Linked DNA regions of Mus musculus: region 2 is linked to region 1. The links are chromatin loops, found by intact Hi-C in ENCODE. Cell type or tissue: heart. All regions are shown on one strand. Each heading gives the region's core, and the rest is flanking DNA. Links, peaks and the distances in the headings are about the cores only. Region 1 holds the start of Lamp1 (lysosomal-associated membrane protein 1). Region 2 holds the start of Dcun1d2 (DCN1, defective in cullin neddylation 1, domain containing 2 (S. cerevisiae)).

What was found. A loop is a pair of places that touch in the nucleus more often than their neighbours do. Peaks named below come from ENCODE experiments on the same cell type or tissue, not always from the same donor. Only the 100,000 strongest peaks of a DNase experiment are listed, where the experiment ranks them.
Region 2: a loop joins it to region 1, with 2.5 times the contacts of the local background. A loop is called at or near these places in 3 of 42 quality-filtered maps.

Annotation. Positions count from the first base shown.
Region 1 is chr8:13,157,901-13,160,800 of GRCm38, forward strand. Lamp1 (lysosomal-associated membrane protein 1) reads left to right here and starts at 1,261. Exons shown (of 9, transcript NM_010684.3): 1 at 1,261-1,534. The coding sequence starts at 1,489. In heart, for the core only: no CTCF peak of the experiment used is centred there; DNase peaks (open chromatin) are centred at 1,291 and 1,841; H3K4me3 peaks cover 2,293 bases; H3K27ac peaks cover 2,040 bases.
Region 2 is chr8:13,286,625-13,289,524 of GRCm38, forward strand. Dcun1d2 (DCN1, defective in cullin neddylation 1, domain containing 2 (S. cerevisiae)) reads right to left here and starts at 1,502. Exons shown (of 7, transcript NM_001024504.2): 1 at 1,180-1,502. The coding sequence starts at 1,182. It overlaps Tmco3 (transmembrane and coiled-coil domains 3), which reads left to right and starts at 1,389. Exons shown (of 13, transcript NM_172282.2): 1 at 1,389-1,763. In heart, for the core only: no CTCF peak of the experiment used is centred there; DNase peaks (open chromatin) are centred at 917, 1,247 and 1,547; H3K4me3 peaks cover 2,434 bases; H3K27ac peaks cover 1,912 bases.

The DNA.
Region 1 (2,900 bases), core at 303-2,802:
GACTGGAACCAAGGTCCTACACAAATGAGCCATCTCTCCAACCACTCTTATTCTCCGGTCACAGAATAAACTAGTCCACTACATAAACAGCTTTTAAGTTTTGTTACTGGGTCTACAATTCTGAGGAGGAAGAACTCAGCTTGAATGAAAAATCTGTTAACAGGAGGAATCCTCAAGCTAAAACTTGAGGACTTCAAGGTAGATCTGGTGGTCTCCGGCCTTTAGTCCCAGCACTCTGAAGGCAGAGGCAGGCTGATCTCTTGAGTCTGAGGCCAACCTGTCTAAGTAATGAGTTCTAGGATTGCCAGGGTTATATAGAGAGACCCTGTCTCCAAAACAATATAATAACATAAAAGCTCAGATTATTCATGCCATGGTGGCACACACCTGTAATCTCTGCGCTCCTGACAGGATGATTGCCCAGAGTGTGGGGCCAGCCTGGTCCATGCGAGTTCCAGGTCAACCTGGGCTTTAGGGTGACGCCATGTCCCCAAACATCAAACCAATCCTCGAGTTTTGAGTGTGACATTCACAAAAGAGGAAAATACTTTAGTATTGAACTCTTCATGGAAATAGTCATCTCAGGTAAGATGACCATCCACATGCCCTTAAGCAGCCAGGAATGGTCAAGAACACTGCGCCCACACACATCATCTGAGCACTCAGGAAGCAGAGGCGGGCTGATCTCTGAGTTTGAGGCCGGCTAAAGATATATTCTGAAATCCTATCTCTTAAAAAGTATCTTTTCCACATCTCCCACCATCTACGTATCCTAAAGGACTGTCCTCTGCCTGGATCACCGAATGGGACACATTCGGGGCTGACCCTAGACACTAGTATGTGAGCCTGAAAGTGGAGGTCAGCCTGGGCCTGGGGCACGGGTCTAGATGGGAATACCCACCTCGAAATGGATATGCACACTGTCCTGGGATGTAAACACTGGTATTGACCTAGACATGGCTCTCAACCAAGACTACCACTGGGCTGCAGGCCTTCAGGGGCTTGGACCTGAACTGTGGCATGTAGCTGGCCTACGGGGCTCAGTCCAGCCTTCATGGCTTCCTGTTTCCATCTTCACTTTCTCCGACAGCGTTTCTCCTTCCCTTACTCAAAGCCACAACCTACTTTCCATTTCGGGACACTCGGGAGAAAGGCCGTGGGGGGGGGGGGGGGAAGGGGGTGGGGAGAGGGCAAGATATCACGTGGTCCAGCGCCCACGTGATGCCGACTGGCACGTGACCACATCACGTGCGGAACGGAGCCTCCCGAAGAAGTGAGGAGTAAGCTGGCGGTCCACGGGCTCTCGCGAGACCCTCGGCTCACGTGACCGGCGGGCGCGGCACTGCTCACGTGACAGGCGCTGCCGGCCGCAGGGTCCTCTCCGTGCCGGCGCCGCAGCTGCGGGGCCTCTCGAGTCGGTGGACGCGCCCTCCCGCCGGCCTCGCCGCCCGCGCAACCGCCGTCCTCCGGCCTCGGCTGCGTCGCGCCATGGCGGCCCCCGGCGCCCGGCGGCCGCTGCTCCTGCTGCTGCTGGGTGAGCCCGAGAGGGAGGGAGAGAGAAGGAGGGCCGGGCGGGGTCGGTGTCTCGGGACGGACGGGAACAGAGCGGCAGGCCGGGCGGGGACGGGGCGCCCGGAGCCGCGGGCGTCAAGAAGGCCTCGAGCCGGCCCGCCCGCTCCGCAGTGGCGCTCGCCGCCTGGGAGCCCGTGCGGGCCTAAGGACGTAGGTGCGGGTTGGGAGCCCAGTCTGAGCCGCTCTGGAAGGAGCTGGGCTGGAGTTCCTGCCAGGCAGTGCTGCTGGCTCTGAGCTGCCTTGTGAGAGGACTGGGTGCTGCCTCGGACCCTGCCTGGGGTGCCGGGTGCCCTTCCTCGCCGCTGTATCCCGGCAACGCGGAGCGTTTCGCTGCGGTGCCAGCATCTTCAGGACGGGAGAGAGGTGGCTGGCCAAATCTCCTGGGCACAGAGGCTCACACCCCCAAATTCTGTGACTGTGACTTTATGGAATTCGTTTACCCTTTCTTTTATTTTGCTACTTGTGTGAACTCTCTGGTCCGTGAGAGGTGCGCTTACTCGGCGGTCTTAACCCAGAAGCCTTGCTAAGGGGACCTGTGACCCTTCACGGTTCAGGAGTTGTAGCTAATATACGAGTTGCCGAAACAAGTTCTGTTGTGTCAGAATGGCTTGGTAACTAGCTGGAGTTCAATCTCCAGCACAGCCAAAAACGACTTAAACCCTTAGACTGTTTTATACTTTTAAAATGGGGGGAGGGGTGTCTCACCACCACGCTGGCCTGAAACTCACAGGTTCAGGTTCTCGTAGTCTCTGCTTCCTAAATGCTGATTGGGATAAAATCCAAAGGACAGCCAGGTTAGGCCTCTTCATGTTTTTCAAACTACCTTGTGGCTTGCATAGTGGTTTATACCTTTAATCCTGAGCTAGTGTCAGGACGATCTCTTTAACAAGCCATTCTGGTCTATATAATGAGTTCTAAGACAGCCAGGACCGGAGACCCTGTTGCAAAAATGAAATAAATAAACGAATGAATGAATAAACTAAACTAATCAGTGGTGGCTCACACTTGTTAGACCGTGGAGGCTGAGGCAGGGGAATTTTAAGGTTGGGTCAGCCTGAGTTTGTAATCTAAGCACTTAGCAGGCTTATGTGGGAGACTTTCTGTGAATCGGAGGCCAACCTGGGCTACAAAGTGAGACACTGTTTCAAAGCAAAATCTAAGTGGAGAGGGAAAGTCTGTGACCCTGATTGAGTGCCCCTGTGCCATAAATTGTCCCAGCTTTCACAAAGGGACTTTAACAACTTAGACAGGATCTTGGTTGTGTGACTTCAAAAATAATTTTATCTTAAAAAAAAACCTCTGTAACGATGGGATTGTTAATTGTTCCT
Region 2 (2,900 bases), core at 301-2,800, 130 kb after region 1:
CACACAACCTAGGCACAAGAGTGCTCCCATATAAGATTTTAGAAAGCATCTGTAAAATGTCCTTCCACAGACACTTAGCAAAATACCTCCTCTTATGGTCAATTTCAAAGGGCTCATAGGACAAACATTTGCTCAAACAGATTTGCGGCCCACTACAGATTGACTGTGCTTTGCCATGTGCAAGCCTGGAAATGAGGGCATCAAGTCCAAGTGTTCCCAAATCTTGAGCCTCCCAACATTTCCTTCCCCAGTGACGTTCCTGTCCAAGAGCGCAGGTGAGTGGCTTGGCCGCTGAAGTCTGCTAGCAGCTGGTCAGAGGAGTCTTTCTGCAGCTCTTCTCCATTATTTCTTGATTTCTAGGTTCAAACCTTTTAGTTTTCCAGCCTCGTCCTTCTCGGTATTGGTTCCATCCCCTCTTCCCTCCCCAGGGTTCGGTCCTCAGTTCCCCTGTTTCCTCTACGCAAACCAAGCCAAGCCGACATCTCTCCCAGGACAGAGACAAAACTTGTCTTCCTCGGCTCCCATTCGCTTGCATCCTCTCGGAGCAAGGCTACCCCGAGACCCAAGGAATGGGACTGTCAGGCGTCCTCCCGCGGTCCAGGCCTTTGCACGGCTCTACTAGGCAAACCCTCCTCTACCTCCAGGGCGTCCAGTCGGTCCCTCCCCGCCTCCAGGATTCCCAGCCTGATCTCAGGAAGAGAGCGGGCGAGTAGGGGATATCCTCGCCGCGGCGAGAGCTGAGCGGATCGCAAACCATGCTAACCCCGCGGAGCCTTGCGCACCACCTTCCGGGGATCGCGTCCTTCCACCTCTTCCACAAACCTCCCCGGGCTGACGGCTTCAAAGCTCTGCCAGCTCCGCCCCAATCGGCGTCACTGTCCACTCAGAAGCGGGACGGCTCCGCCCAGCAGGCAGGTTGTCACCCGTCGCACAGCCCCGTCCCGCCCTCCGGTCCGGTCAGCACCCAGCTGACCCGGCGCCGCTGCCCTCCCCGGAGATCCAACTGGGCTCCTCACACCCCTCTTCACACCATGCTACTCCAAGTCAACCGCGCCCTCCCTCAACACCACGACGGGCACGCCCGGCCTCTCGGTTCGGTTATCCTAATGCCGCCACAGAGAGGTGACCTCCGCGCCCGGCTCTGGCCCGCACCTGCAGAGCGCAAAGCTAGCCACCTACCATGCTCCCCAAGGCTGCCGAAGCGACTTCAATTTTCTGCGCAAGCGCACGCCGCTCTTCCTCTGCGCAGGCGATTGCCGCGGCGGCTAGCAGCAGGCGCTCTGCGCAGGCGCAGTGTTCGAACGCTCCCTTCAGGTGACTGGGGGGGCTCGCTCCGTCTTCGGCTCTCCGCGTGCAGCGTGGACAGGCGCCCCTCAGCTCCGAGGCACAGCGTTTGGGTCACATCGTAACCTCTCTCGGAGGCTGTTGCTGTTCTGAGGCTCTTAGGCTTACGCACTCTCTGGAAGCTGGCTGGCCGGCCGGCTCCCGGGACTCCAGTTCCCGGCGTGCATCGCGCCGCGCGAAGGACGACGGAGCTGTCCATCGGCAGCCTGCTTAAAGGAGCCGCACCTACTTTCCAGCTGCGCGTCAGAAGCGCCTGAAGTAAGAAGAGGGCGGTGCCGTCCTCGGTGTCCTGGTCCCGAGGCCAGGAAAGAGATGAGGGCAATTCTTTGGCGGCCCTGAGGTTCGCTGCGTCGGGGAACTCTCGATCGGGGACAGTGATGCTGAGGTCGCATGTCCAGAGAGCGGCCTCCTCCATCGGGGTAAGCTCTGCAGCTGCGGGACTTCTGTCCTGAGATGCGCTCCACCGGGGTCCTCATCCGGGTTGCTCAATCCTGGCGACTCCTACCCGGGGCTCCTTCTTGGTTTGTCTCTTCCAAAGGGGATCCTTCCTAGGAGACTGCCTTTGTCTACTTTCCAGGGGGTGGAGGGTCTTTTCCTAGAAGTTCTTTCGGGGTATGGGGGAAGACAACCGTTTCCAAGACTTCACCTAAACTCGGAGGTTCAGCTCCCCGAGCCTCCCGTTTTTTTGTTCTTCCCTGTAATTTTTTGTAGTCTCTCTGTCCCGCCCCGTGAGGCTGCCCGCAGACAGCCTCTTCTTAAAGATAAACCTGGAAAGACGCCCCAAGATTGTCTCTTTCAATAAGGGATGTGGGTGCCCTGCAACACTTGACTTAAGCTTATACAGCCAGGGAGGTTGGCAGAGTCAACAATCAAACCAAGATGGTTTACACATTAATTTCTTAATTTAGGTGGTAAAACCAATCAAGTAAGTTGAAAGTGACAGGGAAGGTCACTCTGGCCCAGTGGGTTTAACCTCTCGTTTATTTATTGTCAGCATCCATCTCATCTTCCTGGGGTGCAATGTAGATTTGCTTACTTACCAGAGAAGTGTTTGCTACTGATGAAAGGGCCTCTTTCTTCATAGATCTTTTTCTCCTCCTTGGCTTCCCTAACTAAAAAAAGAACAAGCAGCTGGCTAGTGAGTAGGCTCTGTGTCTCCTCTCTTTGTGGATTTAAGTTGGCACCTCCTGAACAAATAAAGTAGCTATTTGAACAGCCCTTTGGGCACCACCAAGAAGCCATGGTTCATTGGTTCTAAGTCATATAGGCTGTTTGCTCTGCCTCTGTTTGACTTATCTTCCTTTGGTGCATGGCATCTTATTCCTCTTCTGTATTATATTCTCTATTTCTTTTTCCAAAGTAGTTTCAAGGATTGGCCGGCTACTGAAGTGCTTCATCTTTGGCAGCTACCTGTTATGTTCATGTGGGTACAGGTGCTCTTTTAAAATGTACTTTAGAGTTAAAATAGGCTTTGCTGATGGAAGAAGACACATTTAATCCCAGCACATGGGAGGCAGAGACTCAGATCTCTGCGAGTTTGAGGCCAGCTTAGTCTA